Regions from separate parts of the Homo sapiens genome. Here region 1 is linked to region 2. A link is an interaction called in ENCODE POLR2A ChIA-PET data of the cell type or tissue named here. Cell type or tissue: Caco-2. All regions are shown on one strand. Links, peaks and the distances in the headings refer to the core of each region. The heading gives the core; the rest is flanking DNA. Region 1 overlaps HSD17B12 (hydroxysteroid 17-beta dehydrogenase 12). Region 2 overlaps LOC124902807 (potassium/sodium hyperpolarization-activated cyclic nucleotide-gated channel 4-like).

Region 1 (10,036 bases), core at 936-8,935, 140 kb before region 2:
AGGATTTTTTAAATTAAGTTAAGTTTCAGGTTTAACCTAAACTTAACTTAGTTTTCAGAACACAATTCCTCTTCTTTTCACATAAATGTGGCTATTTGAAAACAAGGTGCTTGCATGTTATAGTACCTCAGGCAGGATTATAAAAGTTCAAAGGACTAAACAGATACACATATGCACCATCAGAGTCATAATTCAATCCCAGATACACCTATCACCTAGCAGGAGGACTTAAAATCAGTGCAGTCCAACAGGGTAGCCACTAGATACACATTGCTATTAATTTAATTTTTAATTAAAATGAAACAAAATTAAAAATTCAGTTCGTCAGTCACACTGGCCACATTCCAAGCTCTCAATAGCTGGTGACTAGACAGATTCACAGCCAAATTCTACGAGAGGTACAAGGAGAAGCTGGTACCATTCCTTCTGAAACTATTCCAATCAATAGAAAAAGAGGAAATCCTCCCTAACTCATTTTATGAGGCCAGCATCATCCTGATACCAAAGCCTGGCAGAGACACAACAAAAAAAGAGAATTTTAGACCAATATCTCAGATGAACATTGATGCAAAAATCCTCAATAAAATACTGGCAAACCAAATCCAGCAGCACATCAAAAAGCTTATCTACCATGATCAAGTGGGCTTCATCCCTGGGATGCAAGGCTGGTTCGACATACCCAAATCAATAAACGTAATCCAGCATATAAACAGAACCAAAGACAAAAACCACATGATTATCTCAATAGATGCAGAAAAGGCATTTGACAAAATTCAACAGCCCTTCATGCTAAAAACTCTCAATAAATTAGGTATTGATGGGACGTATCTCAAAATAATAAGAGCTATTTATGACAAACCCACAGCCAATATCATACTGAATGGGCAAAAACTGGAAGCATTCCCTTTGAAAACTGGCACAAGACAGGGATGCCCTCTCTCACCACTCCTATTCAACATAGTGTTGGAAGTTCTGGCGAGGGCAATCAAGCAGGAGAAAGAAATAAAGAGTATTCAATTAGGAAAAGAGGAAGTCAAATTGTCCCTGTCTGCAGATGACATGATTGTGTATCTAGAAAACCCCATCGTCTCAGCCCAAAATCTCCTTAAGCTGATAAGCAAATTCAGCAAAGTCTCAGGATACAAAATCAATGTGCAAAAATCACAAGCATTCTTATACACCAATAACAGACAAATAGAGAGCCAAACCATGAGTGAACTCCCCTTCACAATTGCTTCAAAGAGAATAAAATACCTAGGAATCCAACTTACAAGGGATGTGAAGGACCTCTTCAAGGAGAACTACAAACCACTGCTCAACGAAATAAAAGAGGATACAAACAAATGGAAGAACGTTCCATGCTCATAGATAGGAAGAATCAATATCATGAAAATGGCCATTCTGCCCAAGGTAATGTATAGATTCAATGCCATCCCCATCAAGCTACCAATGACTTTCTTCACAGAATTGGAAACAACTACTTTAAAGTTCATATGGAACCAAAAAAGAGCCCGCATCACCAAGTCAATCCTAAGCCAAAAGAACAAAGCTGGAGGCATCATGCTACCTGACTTCAAACTATACTACAAGGCTACAGTAACCAAAACAGCATGATACTGGTACCAAAACAGAGATACAGACCAATGGAACAGAACAGAACCCTCAGAAATAATACCACACATCTACAACTATCTGATCTTTGACAAACCTGACAAAATCAAGAAATGGGGAAAGGATTTCCTATTTAATAAATGGTGCTGGGAAAACTGGCTAGCCATATGGAGAAAGCTGAAACTGGATCCCTTCCTTACATCTTATACAAAAATTAATTCAAGATGGATTAAAGACTTAAATGTTAGACCTAAAACTATAAAAACCCTAGAAGAAAACCTAGGCAATACCATTCAGGACATAGGCATGGGCAAGGACTTCATGTCTAAAACACAAAAAGCAATGGCAACAAAAGCCAAAATTGACAAATGGGATCTAATTAAACCAAAGAGCTTCTGCACAGCAAAAGAAACTACCATCAGAGTGAACAGGCAACCTACAGAATGGGAGAAAACTTTTGCAATCTGCTCATCTGACAAAGGGCTAATGTCCAGAATCTACAAAGAACTCTAACAAATATAAAAGAAAAAAGCAACCCCATCAACAAGTGGGTGAAGGATATGAACAGACACTTCTCAAAAGAAGACATTTATGCAGCCAACAGGCACATGAAAAAATGCTCATCATCACAAGCCATCAGAGAAATGCAAATCAAAACCACAATGAGATACCATCTCATACCAGTTAGAATGGCAATCATTAAAAAGTCAGGAAACAACAGGTGCTGGAGAGGATGTGGAGAAATAGGAACACTTTTACACTGTTGGTGGGACGGTAAACTAGTTCAACCATTGTGGAAGACAGTGTGGCGATTCCTCAGGGATCTAGAACTAGAAATACCATTTGACCCAGCTATCCCATAACTGGATATACCCAAAGGATTACAAATCATGCTGCTATAAAGACACATGCACACGTATGTTTACTGCAGCACTATTCACAATAGCAAAGACTTGGAACCAAGCCAAATGTCCAACAATGATAGACTGGATTAAGAAAATGTGGCACATATACACCATGGAATACTATGCAGCCATAAAAAAGGATGAGTTCATGTCCTTTGTAGGGACATGGATGAAGCTGGAAACCATCATTCTCAGCAAACTATCGCAAAGACAAAAAACCAAACACCACATGTTCTCACTCATAGGTGGGAATTGAACAATGAGAACACTTGGACACAGGAAGGGGAACATCACACACTGGGGCCTGTTGTAGGGTGGGGGGAGGGGGAGGGATAGCATTAGGAGATATACCTAATGTAAATAACGAGTTCATGGGTGTAGCACACCAACGTGGCACATGTATACATATGCAACAAACCTGCACGTTGTGCACATGTACCCTAGAACTTAAAGTATAACAAAAAAATTTAAAAAAGCTGGTGACTACCAAATTGTACAGTGTAGATACAGAATATTTCCATTATCATAAAAAGTTCTGTTGGATAACAGTGCCTTCAATGAGTAAAACATAGGTTTCACATCAAATTACTGAATTTTTCTAATATGATTCTCTGCCTGCAGTAATGAAAACAGTGTGATATTTCTGAAGAAATGTTAAACAAACGGGTAGTATGGAAACACATCACTTTTTCATAGGCTGACATCATGTAAAAGTTTACATTAACATTCATTCTCTGCAATGACTAATACTCCAATGAAGGATAACTCATTTTGTTTAGCAAAGTTTTCTCACTATAACACAGACCTTTTGTAAACGTTGTGAACTCAAAATCTGAGAGAGGTCTCAGTCAGTTTAGAAAGTTAATTTTGCCAACGTTAAGGACGCACCCATGACACAGCCTCAGAAGCTGTACCCCAAGATAGTTGGGGTACAGCTTGCTTTTATACATCTTAGGGAAGATATATACACCAATCAATACACGTAAGATTTACATTGGTTAGATCTGGAAGGGCAGGAAAACTCAGTGCAGGGGAGGGGCTTCTAGGTCATAGGTAGATTTAAACATATTCTGATTGGCAATTGGTTGAAAGAGTTATTATCAGTAGAAAAAAAAATCTCTGGGTTAAGATAAGGGGTTGTGGAGACCAAGCTTTTTGGTTGTTTCTTCATTTTTTGAGACAGAGTCTCACTCTGTCGCCAGGCTGGAGTGCAGTGGCAACATCTCAGCTCACTACAACCTCCGCCTCCCTGGTTCAAGCAATTCTCCTGCCTCAGCCTCCTGAGTAGCTGGGACTACAGGCACATGCCACCATGCCCAGCTAATTTTTGTATTTTTAGTAGAGACGGGGTTTCACCATGTTGGCCAGGATGGTCTTGATCTCCTGACCTCGTGATCTGCCCGCCTCCGCCTCCCAAAGTCCTGGGATTAGAGGCATGAGCCACTGCGCCAGGCTGAGACCAAGGTTTTATTATACAGACAAAGCCTCCAAGTAGCAGGCTTCAGAGAAAATAGATTGTAAATGTTTCTTATCAGACTTAAGGTCTGTGTTGATGTTAATGCTGGAGGGGTATAATGAGGCATGTCCAACCCCTACTTCATGGCCTGAGTCAGTCTTTCAGGTTAAATTTTACAGTGCCCTTGCTGATGAGGGAGTCCATTCAGATGGCTGCAGGGGGCTGGGGGGCCCTTCAAATTTTATTTTTGCTTTACAATGTATATCTTTATCATCACCATCTTTGAAGTTTGGGTTAAGACAGCAATTTTCTAAAAGCTTTCCCATCTGAAAAGTCTGAAAATTTTCTTCAAATTAATACATCACACTGTAGGCCGGGTGTGGTGGCTCATGCCTGTAATCCTAGCACTTTGGGAGGCCAAGGTGTACAAATCAATTGGGCCCAGGAGTTTGAGACCAACCTGGGCAACAAGGCAAAAACCCGTCTCTACTCAAAATATAAAAATTAGTCAGGTGTGGTAGTACACATGTGTAGCTGCAGCTACTTGGGAGGCTGAGGTGGGAGGATCACTTAAGCCCGGGAGGCTGATGCTACAGTAAGCCGTGATTGTACCACTGCACTCTAGCCTCGGCAACAGAGCAAGACCCTGTCTCAAAAAAAAAAAAAAAAAACCAACCAACCAAGCAAACAAAAAAACACACCATAGTTTTAAAAGTACTCTACCTGCTAAAAATATAAGAAGCATACATTACTCTAAAACCTAAATGTTCTGTAAAATCTAACTTTAGAATGTGCTTTTTGAATAGCTTCTTTCTAAAGATAAAATAAATATCTGTGCAAACAACTAAATTTATAAAATGATACACTAATCCAGTACTAAGATTTATATTTTATATGCATGAAGTAGGTTCTTTTCTTTTGAAATATTAAACAAGCTTTCAAAAGCATGATTCAAAGGTAGTTTATAGAAATCCCACAAATTCAATGGAATTTTCAAAGAGTTTCTAAGAACAATGGTAAATTATTTACCTACTTTAAAAAGAATGACAGCTAGGCCAGGTACGGTGGCTCATGCCTGTAATCCCAGCACTTTGGGAAGCTAAGGTGGGTGGATCACTTGAGGTCAGGAGTTCGAGACCAGCCTGGCCAACATAGTGAAACCCTATCTCTACTAAAAATACAAAAATTAGCCAGGCGTGGTGGCGCATGCACCTGTTGTCCCACCTGTTCGGAAGGCTGAGGCAGGAGAATCACTTGAACCCAGGAGGTGGAGGTTGCAGTGAGCTGAGATCGTGCCACTGTACTCCAGTCTGGGCAACAGAGCAAGACTCCATCTCAAAAAAACGAAAAAATACTGACAACTAAGTATTTTTGCTCTAGGCTCTCTTGGGAGGGCAAAATATGGTTTATTTTCAAATACTGGATTAAAACCCCAAATAAACTTCATTTTAATAAAAATCATCTTCAATATAAATCTTTAGGAAGTCTTCAGTGCTCATTAAGCACCCTCTAGAGTCAGTTATAGTTCAGAATGAATCAGATCTTAAAACATAATTCATTATTTAAAATAAAAATAAAATAAAGATAAATTATTTTGAAGGAACTTAAATCACATATCATTTCCCCTCAAGAATTTCAAAATTTATCACTAAAAGTTTACATATCCTGCTTTTTCTAAAAGTGAGTTCGCTCTGGCAGTGTCTCTGAGATATTTATGTTACTTTGCAAAAGATGGTTCAAGTAAAAGATACTATCATTTTGAAAGTCTACCATGCAAGGATCCCTGCTTTAAAATCTGTAAGTCAAGTCTTTTTATGTCTAATTGTCCTGTATGTGCCTAAATTTTAAGAATCACTCTAACTGTAAAAAGGTTTGCAGAAGATACGCTCCATTAAAATAAGATAAGGAAACATATTTCTTGAGTATGTAGAAAACTTCAAATGACAACTCATTGTAAGGATAGTTGGCTCAGGGTTTTATAAGAGTTAAGAAAAAGAAAGCCTCTGTTTACTGTTTCTCAACTATCACCCACTATATTCTTTTAGGGAAACGTATCTCCCAATTTCCACCAACACAAAACCATCAAGCCTCCTTTAACATTTCAGCTTCAACTTAGTTACCTAGTTCTCCCTCCCTGGAAGGGCAGAAACACAGGCAGTCTAGCATCCCCTAAACCTGGCTCCATTCCCCAGCCCAGAGTTGCACACATACCAGCCCATGTTCTGAACACGTGCCTCTGTAACCCTCACAGGTGCTCAGTCACACATAGTCACCATTCACACTGATGAAGCCCAGTGTTCACCAAGAGATCAAGTTCAGGCCAAGCCACAGAGGTCAGGTCAACTCTCTCCCTTTTCTATTCAAAAAAGGGGGAGTCATAGTCAATTCATAGTTTTCTGAATGATTTGAATATACAAGTAGCAGCAAAATGTTTCTTGTTTATATCTACTTAATTTAAGGTTTTCTTTCATCTGTTCAAAAAATTTAAAAAATTAAAAGTTATCATTTGAGTTCATTCTAGGGGAGAAAAAAATCCAATTACTCACCTCCTGTTACACTTGCCTAATGTGTCAAAAACTGAATACATCCTACCAGAGAGGACAAAAGGCTGAAAAGCATTGCATCAAAGACATTAAGTCAGAGAAATGATAATATATCCTTCTTTGATTCATCAACAAATTCATCAAGAGGAGGACTTATGCATAATAGTCTTGCTTATGGGCCAGGTGCAGTGGCTCACGCCTGTAATCCCAACACTTTGGGAGGCCAAGGCAGGCGGATCACCTGAGGTCAGGAGTTTGCAACCAGCCTGGCCAACATGGCAAAACCCTGTCTCTACTAAAATTACAAAACTTAGCCAGGTGTGGTGGTGCGCGCCTGTAATCCCCGCTACTCGGGAGGCTGAGGCAGGAGAATCACTTGAACCTGGGAGGCAGAGGTTGCAGTGAGCCAAGATCATGCCACTGCACTCCAGCCTGGGCGACAGGGCAAGGCTCTGTCTCAAAAAAAAGAAAAAAAAAAGTCTTGCTTATGAGGGGTGAAAACAATTTCTTTCTTTTATGTAGAAAACAGCTACGCAGCTTGAACTTTACCTGGCTGTGTTACATCCTCTCCTCTCTGCTGCTTCTTACCTGAGCTATTTCACTGCCCTGTGTTTTCTCCACTGGAGGGCACAGTTAGCTTAAAAACAAAAAAAAGGTGAAATCTCATTTGGTCTGTTCTATAGTTCCAGAAAAAGCACGGGCGAGAAGAAGGTTATAGTTGCTATTGGGAATGATGTTTCAGTAATATTTTGGAATTTAATTTATCTCTGTTATCCTTGAAAACCATTATAAAAGATAAGCACTAATTGGCTAATAGCCAAATATGCTCCAAATATCATGATCTATGAAGTATAAATAAAAGATGAGGTGGAAAACAAGGAAGATAAAATACGATGGTAGAAATGATCCATTTTAGGCACAGAGTAACCTACATACAAATAGAAATTATCTTTTTCAACAATAGTACACCCAACTACTGCGGTCCCAGTAAGACATCTCCATGAGAATGTGGTGTTGAACTATTCAGTTCTTTTGCAATGATAAAATTTATATGTTCAGCAAAAATGGGGTTATTCTTATTTTTTGCATAATTATTTTAGAGTTGATCCAATGGGGGATGCAATTCAGCATTTCATTCACAGCTGCCTTTTCTTTATAAACCTAATAAGTCCTAAGGGTGTACTGCAAAATATTTTCAGTATGTTTAGGAGAAAGATTAATAAAGAGATACATAGTTACTGCCCTTCTAGATAAAGTCAATAAATGTATAGTTTTCAGAGAGATGTGTAAAACAATAGCCTATTGTTGTTTTAAAAATTGCATTAGAATAAAACTGTTATTCCTCTTCAGCTTACCAAAAAGCTTTCCAAGCTTTTATTTGTGTTAAAAGTAATGTGATTACCTCTATGCTGTTACCCAGGATATCATGTTTTATTAGGTCAACTGACAAAATATTATAACTTATGCTCTGGGACTGAATGTTTGCATCCCCCCAAATTCATACGTTGAAGCTTAAATCTCCAATGTGATGGTATCTGCGGGTGGGGCCTTTGGGAGGTAATTATTAATGGGATTAATGCCCTTACAAAAAAAGACACAAGCATGTGAAGATACAATGAAAGACAGCCATCTGCAAACCAGGAAAAATCCCTCACCTGACATCAGAAGCTTTGATCTTGGACTTCCCAGCCTCCAGAATTTTTAGCAATAAATTTGTTTTGTTTCAGCCATCTAGTCTATAGTATTCTGTCACAGCAGCCCAAACTGACCAAGACAACTTAGTTTTTTGTTAGATAGTCCACTTTAATTTTTGTAAAGTAACAAGTGCGGGAAAAATAACAGGTGAGATTAATTAAGTCTTCAAAAAAATTATCCTAAACATCATGTATATTTAAACAAATTATGCATGTTATTTTAGAAGTGATTCACTAAAGAAACCATAATTCTACACAATTCAATGGCTGCCAGACCCATCCTCTGCACTTCTAATAGAAGAGGGAATTCCATTTGCCTGGTAACACAACTGATAACTCCCAATCCTTTTCCCTACTTATTTAAATTGTGACTATCTCTCAGAAGAGTATTCTAGGCAAAGGGATAAATTAGTACAAAGTTTGTGCTGTAAATACACAAGGAATGGCAAAGAGGCCAGTATGGTTGGAGTGGAGTAAAGAAATTCCATTCAGGTCTCAGTCTAAATGTCAACGTATCGAGAAAATCTTCCCTAACCATCATCCTATGCAAAGAAGCAGGGATACAAACTTCCTCTCTATCCTCCTCTATTATTCTATCATCTACTTTATTTTTCTTCTTAGTACGTTTCACCACCAAACTTACCAAATGTCTGCTTATTGTCCATCTTTCCTCATTAAAATGCAGGCTCCATGAGAGCAAAGACTTTGCCCATTTTGTTCACTGCTACACCCCTAGGCATTGCAAAGCGTCTGACATACCAGTGGTGATCAATTAATTTATTGAATCAGTTAAATAAAAGAATAACTATGGGGTGTGGAGAGAACCTAAGAATAGACGATATAACTTCTCTGATGTTATATCTTACTCTTGATGATATATCTATGGTATATGTCATATCCCTGATATGAGGCATCAGTACCAAATAAGGGGCAGAAATGACAGTAATATAAAAATATAACAAAAAATAGAAAAAGAGGCATAAAATTTTCAAAATTAAAACCTGTAATAATAGCTTTCCTATTCATCTTGTACTTGCCTTTGGCCCATTATCAAAGAATTAAGATTATTTTACTAGTCAGCATAATACTGTACCTTAAACACAGGAAGTGTCGTCTTTCCAAGACCCAATGAGTATTTCTCCTATAAAACCAGAAGGCAGGAAAAGAATGCACACCCACCCCCCACAACACACACACACACACACACACACACACACACCCCTTCATTCACAGAGCAAAGCTTGACTAAGTTACTGAATCTCTTTTATCAGAAAGGATACCCCCAACCAAAAAGGCAGCTTCCCTTAAACCCCAAGCAATAGTGTATGACCAAAGTCTTCACAGACTGAGGTCTTTTTTCTGTTTTGATACAGAGTCTCACTCTGTTGCCCAGGCTAGAGTGCAGTGATGTGATCTTGGCTCACTGCAGCCTCCACCTTCCAGGTTCAAGCAATGCTTCTACCTCAGCCTCCAAAGTAGCTGGGATTAAAAGCATGCATCCTCATGACGGCTAATTTTTGTATTTTTAATAGAGACGGGGTTTCACTATCTTGGCCAGGCTGGTCTCGAACTCCTGACCTCAAGTGATCTGCCCACCTCGGCCTCCCAAAGTGCTGAGATTAGAGGCATGAGCCATCATGCCAGCCTGAGGATTCATTTCTTATTATCCTAGAGTCCTTTTAGACTTCGGCCTTATATTACTGCTATTAAAGATAAACAATCTCTGTCTTCTTTTTTAAAGCCATATTTATACACACACATCAGGCTCTCATGGTTCTTAAAGTCTACATCAGTAAGGACACACCCCCACCCCACCAGGGATGCAAA
Region 2 (10,036 bases), core at 195-8,194:
TGTTTGCCCGGCGGCAAAGCGGGTTCTTCCAGGTAAGTATATAAGTTACTGTACTGTGTGGGAGGGTCACGATCTTGGTAATTGCGGCTTTCCGAGCTTAACCCCTGCGTTCCTGCCTTCCTCCAACTTGTTGAAGACTCGTCGCTTAGCGGGAGAGCGAGCAGGCGCGCCACTGCGAGCGCCGGCCGGGAGGGGGAGCGAGGTGCGCGGGGCAGAGAGGGGACAGCGAGACAGCAAGCGACGGAGTTCAAATGCCCCCCTGGCAGCGGTTTTCATTGGATAGGTCTTCCCCCCCACCCCCGTCCCCACTGATTTGGTGCCCCCCCGCCCCCCATCTCCCATGTAGGGGACGTCTCCAGGCGAAGTCACGATTCCTTCTCAGTTCGGAATGAACTGTGACTAGAGCCATGACGCAGCCAGCGCGCATTACTCACTTTTTGCAGTCACGACTTGGGAATCCGTGCTGGTTCCAACCAAAATTACACCGCTACCATTGAATTATTTAATAGGATCCAGTTCGGGGGGTAAACTTGTGCATTGTGCCAAGCAATGAGAAGGGGTGGGGAAGAATGGGGAGGTGGAAATGAGGCCATGGGGTGTCCCTCCGCCCCCTTCTTGACTCTTGGACACCTCCCCCCAACCACCGCTCCACGTGTTGCAAGTGCTTTATTGGCGCTACCACCACTCCCGCCCCGACCGCTCCCCCCACCCCTATTTCCTTTGCAATTGTGGCAGAATTTGTAAACACAACCACGCAACTTGCAGGGCTGAGAGGGGCGAGGCTTGGGAAAGGGAACCAGTAGGTCCCAGTGAATGACGAGGAGGCCGCGGGGTGGGCCGAGAGGCTGTGAGCAGCTTTGGTTTGAACTGAATTGTCAAGACAAAGTGTGGGTTGCAGCGTTATTTGTGTTATTCTGCACATCGGTAAAAGCCCTTGTTACTATTATGAGTTGAATATTCAGTCTCAGTCAGGGAACCTTCCGAGAGAGGGACGGCTTCTGAGCTAAACATAACTCACCCACCCTCTCATCCCCCGGCCCGGGCTGCACCCCTGTTACCCTGTATCGGGGTCAGGTCACTAAAGCCAGAGGCTGTTGACAGAAGGGAAGGGGTGAATGAAGCAGAGAGACCTGGTCTCTTCTCTGTCCTGAAGGCTAGCCCCACTAATACTTACCTCACCGTCCCGAGTTTATATTTTTTAATAAACATATAAAATATTCCTGCACGTACACAAATCTTACTGCAGACCTGCAAGAGTGCTTCATTTCTCCCACAGTCTACAGCCCATCCTCACGGGCCAGCTTGAGGATGTACTTTTATTCTCCCTCTCCTGGAGTTAATCAGCATGAATGTCTTTGTGTGCGCGTGATACTCATTCCCCCTCTGCCTCTGATAATCTTCCTCCCTCCTCACCTGTCTGGCCACAGATTCGGCCAAAGTGTCTGGAGCTGACTGCACTGAATCTCAGTCTGGGTCCAGCCCACAACCCCAGAGAGCTGATGGTATTCCCAATAACATTTGGCAACTTAGAGAACACCTCCTCCCCAATTTCCCTTCAGGCTGATTTAGACTCCTTTAGCTTTTGGCTTTAAGGCGCCCCGCGATGTTCCCTAGCTTGGATTCTCTGCGCATCGCACCAGCAACTCCTGTGCTTTGGCTTCTAATTCACTAATTCCACCAACTCACTTGGGGCTTCTATGACTAGCATGCGAAAAGGGGGGAATAATAAGAAAAATGCCACACCACACTACTTTACACACCTCCCGGGAATTACAGAATACGGGGGTATGGGGGGCATGAAGTGGGAGGGGACGAGGGTCCGAATAAAACAACCTATAGGCTCTTATTTTGAGTCACCATCACCGAGGAGAAATCTTTCAAACCCACTGGCGGGAAGGTGCGGGATCCTGGGAATGGAGACCCGGATAGTGCCTGGCCTCTGCAGGGAAAGCCGGTGAGCCACTGGCCTTCCATTCCTGAAACGCCGGGCCTTGGCTCATCCTCGAATCTAACACTTCGCTCCCCCTCCTTTAAATCTTTTTTCCTTTCCTTCCCACTCACCCCTCCTTCCCCCCAAAGCTCTCACCGAAGTCACGACTATCCCTTTGAACATCCTTAACCCTCTCGTCCCCGTATCCCTCTCCTGCATCCAGGGCGGGGCTAACCGCAGCTGGCGCCAACCCCGCCCCCTGGCGCACGGAACTGAACTCACTGAGGACCAAGGCATTTTCAGCACCTATCTTCCGTGGACAGCAACCGAGTCTTGGGCCAGCCCGAACCAGGGTCGCCGTCCTTAGTTCCCGGACCGGAACCAAAAGGGAGGTTTGTCAAAGGAGTAGAGATTTTTCCCTCTCTTTACCCAACCCCATCCATGCAATTTTGATCTATATTGCACAGTCTCCATTAATCTCTCAGAGATATGGCCCATTAAATCGTGTCTGGCCATCCTTTAAGACAGAGAAAATGGGGAGGGGAGGGGGCCATCGAGAAAACCGAGCTCAACAGCGCCGACCCATAACGCGAGAGAGAGTTGCAGCAGCTATTGATTCAGAGATTCGTCAGGGTGATTCCCGGCTCTGCAAGAATTCCCTCTCTCGGTTTCTTTGCATGCAGCCCCAAATTCATTATACACATACACACGCACACAGCTACACCCCTTACCCCCTAGTCAGTCCCACTATCCTCTTTAGAAGGGGCAAAAAAGGCAGCCAAAAAAGAACCCCGGAGCATGCACAAAGTAAGCGTCAGCTCATACTCACAGTCTGCGGCATGCACATGACATAATATTACTTACCCAAACGGGAACTCCTTAAGAGAGAGAAAGAGAAACATAGGGGGAGGAAAGAGAAAGTGGATGGAAAGAGGAGAGAGGAGAGGAAAAATCCAACAATTAATTTCCAGACATAGTTGTGGGGGGAGGAATGCGGTGATGTCCAGGTTTTCTTCCACCCGCGCTGGCTTTTTATCCCAGTACAGCCCTCGGTTTATTTCTGGAACACGATCAAACCCTGATGCTATTTTTAGCAAGTACTGAAAAAACCTCCACACACAAAGGCATTTCGCTGGAACCTTACTTCCAAAACATTAAATGTGCATTAAACGCCCCCTCCTCACTTTTTTTTCCTGCACCACCAGACTCACTTGCATAACTGCAGAAAATGTTTTTCAAATCAGAAAAATACCCAAATATTTCTTATATTCTCCCTCCCTCCCGTTAACTCCCATCTGTCTCTGCCTGTTGCAAGCTCCTCGCAGTCTCCCCGAGCAGAAGGCGTTGGAGTGGTTGTATTCTTAGAGCTGCATGTCTCCATTGATCAGATTCCCTACATGCTGAGGAAAGTAGGGGGTGGGGGGGCATAGCCCCTTCCCCAGAGGAGCTTCCCAGGAGAGCTCTAGAAGCGATTGCTATCCACGATGGAGATTCCCAGATGAGGAAAAAAAAAATCATCCATACCCTTCCCACGTTTCCCACCCACGCTCTGCAAAATCGCGTTGTGTTTGCAACACACCGCCTTTGGAAATGTATATTTTGAAAGCTGCATATGTGTGTCTGTGTGTGTGTTTTGCGTTCTAGTAATTCACTACGAGGGGGCTGGAGAAAATAGACTCATGAAGGCAGCGCGGAGCAGCCGCCTTGAGTCTCCTTTGCCAGCCTGCGTCAGTCATCAGCTACTGACGTCACGTGCAGATTCTCCTCTTTGGTGGGTCTGGTTCAGCTGAGAAGACGCTTCTGCTCGGAGACAGCGCTTTGTGTTCCACGCAGCCACTGAGCAGGCGAGGCGGCCGAGGCGGGCGCCACCCCAGGCTTGGGCTGGGCAGCTGCAGAGCAGGCTGCAGCCTAGTCTGCACCGGGCAAGCGGGGCCCCGAGGGGCGTGCCCAGCAGGACAGCCCCCTCCCCAAACTCTCCCAAGACGCCCAATGCAAACTCGGCCGTGCACACGCTCCCGCGCGCGTCCTTTCCCCGCCCTTTCTCATCTGGTCACTGTAGCATAGACAGCTATGGCTGTAACTCGGATTAATTCTGTGTGTTTGTCGGGCAGATAGCCCCGGCTCCTCGAGTGACGCAAATAACAGATTCTAAGGCTCCCGCTCTCTCCCTCCTGCTCTCTTTTTCTCCCTCCTTTTCCCTCTTCTGTTTCCTGCGCCCACGCATCCTGCCTGGTCTCCCACGGAATCAGCCAGTTATACAGCTTCCCAGAGAGCAATGATCCGAGTTACAGAGAGACGGACAGACTCCCAGAGCAGAAACAAATAAGCCTGCAATTAAATACACACATGCACACAACCCTTTGCAAATGGCCAGCAGCCATTTAGGGGCTCCCCTGTGTGGGGGAAAGGGGAGCTGATTCACAAATCCACCGCCCTCGAAGGCGTCAGTTCTGGCGGTGGGGAGCGCCCAGAGGGGAGTGTCCGGCTTGCTACTGCGGCTTTCCCCTCTGCTCTCCACCCGAAGAGGAAACTCACCTCTATAAATACCCAGATAGCAGGGTATTCTGGAATAAATAACTTTTGTTGAATGGTAGGAGGAGGAGAAAATTCAACAAAGACTGCAAATGCTTAGTCTCCAGCGACATTATCAGGACTTTTTAAGGCGAGGTGACGTTTACCCTTTCTCCCTCTCAAAGACCAGGATATCTTTTTTCTGCTTAAAATAATGTCCCTGAAAAATGAGCTCAATGGATTAGTGCTATTTTTAAACCAATCTGAATGGAGCTTGCTTCCTAAGGGTGAGGAAGGGTGTGCATGTGTGTGTGGATGTGTGTGTCTCAGGGTGTGTGGGGTGTGTCTGAATCTGAGGTTTTCAGCAGAAGAAATGCCACACCTCAGCATGACAAAGGGTTTCTTGATTGATGAGTGATGGAGGTGGGGAGAATTCTTGCAGATTGGAAGATCTGAACAAAACCACATGCACACAAATCACCCTCCTTAAATGCACACATATCCTAGATCCACTTGGATAACTTCTGCCCTGAGAGGGGGAAAACCAGAAAGCAGAGAGCTATTTACAATCATGGCTGGAGGAATGGCTGATCTTCTTTCTTAACCCTAATTATCGACCTTCCCTGCAATGGTTTCCTTTGATGCCAGTAAACACTTTTCCAGAGGTTATCACTTGGATTTGGGGCACAAGGCCTGGGAGAGAATGATCATGGGCCTCAGCTGTGTCATCTCCCTTTTCAGGATCTCCTACTCTTTGTAACTTGCCTGAGAGATTTGGGGTTAAGCTTAGCCCATCCACTACCCTCAATTCCTGTCTGTGGCTTTAGCTGTGCCTACTAAAGGGAGACAGAGGACGTCTGCTGTGTATGGAGGACACCCTCTGGCAGCCCATCAGCAGCTGTTTATTTTTAGCTCACGATTGCATACATGCATGCATGTGAGAATGTTGCTGCAGTTGGGAGGTGTGCAGTCAGGAGAAATATCAATGAGAGGGAGGCGGCCCTGGTTCTTGCACTGAAGATGACTTATCACATGGGGTCATCAAATGTGGCCAGATGGACAGGAGACGCCGGCAGTGTTTCAATAAAGTCTCCTTGGATTAATGAAAATGTCAGGCTAAACATGTTTTTAAAGGCACAGAGTAGGTATGTTTTTAGATATGAAATTAGGTATGTGTAAGCATAAATTCATGTGTGTGGGCACATTCACAGAAGCCACATGGTTTCTGTTTGGACTATTGAAACTATACAGAGCAGGGCACTTTAGAATGTAACTGCTTTCTATGCTGTATATAGTGGCTGAGTGTTATTGTGTCTGATGTTGAGATCAAGACAGATTCATTTAAAATCACTTAACAACTTTTAAGCAAACCCAGAATCTAGTCCTAACAAGTAAGGTAGCGTTGGAAATGGAAGAAATGCACATCAGAACTTTAAGGGCAGCAGCCAAAATTATGCTGGTGTAACGCCGGCTTCCTGGTGGATTCAATGTCTTTGCTCCTCCCTCCCAGAAGAGGGCGCCTCTCTGCCTTGTTTCTGTCTTGCTCCAGTAATCAAGACAGAGAGGGGCTTGGAAGCTCCGCAGAAACATCTGCAGAAAGTTAGACCTCCATAGCTAGCATCTCCATTTCCCCTACTCCTCAGTCAGGTCCTTTGGAGGATGTCTGGGCTGGAGCTGGTGAAATTGGCTTCCCGAGCTGTCTCATCATCCTGTACTAAGGGCTGTGGTGCCCAATTCCTGTCTGAGCAGTCAAGCTAAAGACCCTGCAAATGAATAGACTGATGTGGAACCTGTCCAAGGTGAAAACCGCCTTCTGCATTGCCAGCTCATTCCAGAGCATCCCAAGCATGAGGAGGACTCGTTCCCCCAATGCTCCCCCAGAGGGCTTGTGGGAGTAGGCTGCTTATCACGAAGCCCTTGAAAAGAACTGAGTCTCCTCTCTTTCAGGGTGAGCGAAGCCCAGAAACTCCTGCCTGCGTCGACTGTCTCCTCCCCAAGCACCACGAAAAATGCCAGTAGGTAATGTACTGGATTTGGAGAAGGAAAAACAGTCCAGCTCCCATGATATCAACCAAGGGAAGTCCCTCAGGGAGGAAGTCTAGGAAAAGGATTCCTCTTTTCCTAAAGGTGTCTTCATCAGGGAGCAGAACTATTTTGGCCTAAGGAAAAGAGGGAGAGAGAAGAAACCAATAGTTTTTCAGCTTCAACTATATGCCAGACACTGTGCCGGACACTTTTACATAAGAAGCTTTATTTAATCCTTAAGGCAATTCTCTAGGTGTCATTATGATAATGGTACCTACCCCTTAGGCTTGTTGAGCATAGAAATCACTCCCAAAACAGTTATTATTTTTCCCATTTGAAAGCTAGGGAAATGGAGACCATAACGTTTAAACAGCTTGTCTAAAAGTCTTAGAACTTGAAGTTACAAAACTAAGGATCAGATCAAATTCATATCTGTATGGCTCCAATACTCATGCCACATCACTCCATCATGTTGCCTCGATTCCAACCTCTGATCTTTAATATTCCAGGTCTATCCCCCAACATGTGGAGTTGGAGGTGTCTGGGACTTTCTCAGACATTTTCTGAATAACGAGACTGATCTATTCCTCCTAAGAAGCCTGTTAGCGAATAGATGCCCCCTGAATAAGGCTCTCTGCCTGTGAGAAGAGACCCCTCCATCCTATTTCAAGGAAAGCCCTAGCTGGTTTAGCCTCATCCAAAACTCAAGGGATTTGCCTGAAACCAACCAGTTTGTGGTGGAGATGCAGTGAACTTGACATTCATTCAGGCTGCTGCATCCAAGCATGCTTCCACTCACACCGAGGATGCCCCTGAGATGGTCCAGGGAAGAATTAGGAACTCCCTGGTCCAGTCTTCCAAGAAACCTTTCCTAAAGTAAGAACAGCAGAAAGTCTACATGCACCTTGAGTTAGCTAGTCATCCTAGTCCTCCGTCGCTCCTTCAGAAACTAGCATCTCTGATTATTTTTCTGATTCTGAAAACTTTATAGGCTGAGCCATTAGCACGGTGGGGGTAGATAGGCCACAGCATGCATAATTCAGGCTATTTCAAGATCCCCTCCCCTTGTTAAATACACATTTTCATCACTTACCCTGATCAAGAAGTATATTCGGTCTTGGAAAGCACTTCTTAGAAGCCAGCATATTTGGAGATTTGAGGGTGAAAGTTTTAAGGACCACTGGATGCTGGAGGAAAGTGACTGTAATTCCACCCCTTCCCCCTTTTTTTTTGGTTGCCATCAACAACTCAAAATAGTCTCAACAGTCTATTCACCTGAAAGTAACATTGTTCAACTTCAGAACAGTTGAGACAATATCTGCTTTTCGCACAACCCCATTATCGATGGGCAAACTCAAATGCCCTCCTCTCAGCCATTCTAACTGCTGGACACCTTGGAGAACCAGATGATAGGTTTTCCCATGCCTTGCTGATAAAAGGCACATTGGAGAGAATGAGAACCTAGAGAGTCACTCAGGAATACCTAGAGTTGGTTTCATGGTGAGGATCTCAGCAAAGACAGGGGAGCTAAAGCAAGCACATGATAGGGGGCTGAGGCTGGGGCAGGGATCAGGATTCCAGCACACTTGAGCTTAGCAGAGGCTAAATAGAAAGGTGTCAGGGGTTGGGAAGCATGGCCACAGAGAGAAAAGAACAATCTGCAGCATGTTTAGAGATACCTGCATAAGTTTAGCCTTAACCTTGTGGTTGAAGGACAGTTGTTTATCTACCTGAATTCAGCAGGCAGAGAGATAGCTCAATCACAAATTCATGGGTGTTGGGTAGGTCTGAATTAGCAGAACTTTTTATTCATTCACTATTAAAGCAGCCTTGCAATTAGCTGCTGATCTACTAAGCTTGGATCACTATATCTGGTAGGCCAAGAGTAAAGAATGGGGATTGTATTTCTTTAATTCCTAGTCTAATAAGTATAGGCTGGGGGACATAGAGGAATAATGGACTAACATATCTGCTGGATAGGCAAGATTTTTTGTACTTATTGGAGAGGCTATTAGTTAAATAATGAATTGGATCTGAATCTTGTCATGAGAAGAGAGACTTCAGTTCACATTTGAAAACCTGGTATCTTCCATCAGTGCTAGCTTACCTATAAAAGTAGAAAGAAAAGGGGAGGGGAGAAAATACACTTTCTAGGTATGGTGGGTTTTCAGAGAGCTACACTTTTTGTAGTAGTGATTGTCTTTGAGAAAGAGACAACAAATTCTGGTTTGGTCAATCCTCAGGATCTGTTTTGGTTTTATAGAGGTCTAAATTAACATTGTGAGGCTGGACTAACATCTATGTCTGGGCTAGGATCCCTGAAGAGCATTTGGGTAAAGAGGGACCAATAGAGGACAAATTTTAGGGCCTAACAGGGTGGATCTGACTCATCAGCACAGGGTTTATCAAAGCACTACAAACCACCCTAGACAGTGCGGGCAAATGCCACTTACCTCACCATCCAGGAACCTGTGGCTCAGGACCCATGAAGAAAAGCCTTGGGTCTCAAATGAAAATGCCCAGTATGAAGCCATTGCAATGTGGTTGAATGAAATGCAAATTTAATTGGAGAAAAAAATCTAGATGATTTCATCCTGTATTCAGGGACAATCCACTTCTGAGGATCTTTCTCTTTCTCCTCCCTAGCCCCCCTATATTCTAAATCTTAGTCCAGTCTTGAGTAAGCTGTTTCACTATATCTGACTGGGAGCAAGGTATTTCTAGTCTTTCCATGTGGTTTCAATTACATCACACTCAGATACACCCTGGGTCCCTTCATTGAGTGTGACTACTCTGGAAAAGTGTCTTGTAACTTCATTTTAGCAGAAAGTAGGATTTGCTATGGTTTTCCTGACAGGAGGCTGAGTGATGGACTGAATCTAGCATGAGGGAGGAATAGGAGAAAGAGAAATTAATGTTAACCCTCTGGACATAATTTGCCAAACAGAGACCAAAGCCACTGCCCATTAGAGGGCACTTTAGAGAAGGAGCTGAGTTGGTGGTGGATGGAGGAATGATGGTGGTCAATGAGGGGTTATTATGGCAAATGTTAATAGGAAGATGAACATGAACAGCAACATTGCAGAAAGCACGAGGTAAAGGATGAGGTGTGTCCTGGGTGTTTGAGGACTGCTTTGAAAACTCATCTGGTCTCCTCTTGGTCATTGACGCTCCTACAACAAGCAAGAGGAAAGGGACATGGTGTCAGCAATCCACATTCCATCACTCACAATTCCCTGGGAGTGTTCATTTCCAGGCTCTCCCCTCCCCTCCTTCGATGGGACCATTTTGGCTTTACTGGGGATGGGGGCAACATGGGGGCAGATGCTCAAAGCTACAGCTGGGCAAGGGGATGATCAGTCTTACCAGCAGGTGGCCAAATATGAATATACTCCAAATTGGCCTATCTGAACAGACTATTCATCAAGAAGTCACTTTTCTGGCAAAGTGGAGTTTGTGGTATTAGGAGGTCAAACCAGAAAGTGCTGCTTCCACCCATAGCTGAGGGCCAGGAGGTTACATTATGGATAAATCTTTTTAACCTAGCTGCTCTGTTTAGGACAATGACAA

Evidence for each region. Peaks named below come from ENCODE experiments on the same cell type or tissue, not always from the same donor. Only the 100,000 strongest peaks of a DNase experiment are listed, where the experiment ranks them.
Region 1: POLR2A ChIA-PET joins it to region 2 with 10 read pairs; 3 of 35 experiments call an interaction of 5 or more read pairs at or near these places.

What each region holds. Positions count from the first base shown.
Region 1 is chr11:43,706,082-43,716,117 of GRCh38, reverse strand. All of the region lies in intron 1 of HSD17B12 (hydroxysteroid 17-beta dehydrogenase 12), which reads right to left. Among named protein-coding and RNA genes, the nearest start is that of HSD17B12, 30 kb to the right of the region's middle. In Caco-2, for the core only: no CTCF peak of the experiment used is centred there; no DNase peak of the experiment used is centred there.
Region 2 is chr11:43,569,370-43,579,405 of GRCh38, reverse strand. It overlaps LOC124902807 (potassium/sodium hyperpolarization-activated cyclic nucleotide-gated channel 4-like), which reads left to right. Exons shown (of 3, transcript XM_047428006.1): 2 at 1-32. It overlaps MIR670HG (MIR670 host gene), which reads right to left. Exons shown (of 2, transcript NR_131246.1): 1 at 9,833-10,036; 2 at 9,006-9,639. It also overlaps a transcript of HSD17B12 not described here. Among named protein-coding and RNA genes, the nearest start is that of MIR670HG, 5.1 kb to the right of the region's middle. RefSeq lists silencers at 1-47, 148-197, 2,093-2,387 and an enhancer at 3,309-4,051. In Caco-2, for the core only: CTCF peaks have their summits at 2,191 (motif pointing left) and 5,965 (motif pointing right); DNase peaks (open chromatin) are centred at 2,232 and 3,736; H3K4me3 peaks cover 1,455 bases; H3K27me3 peaks cover 1,066 bases.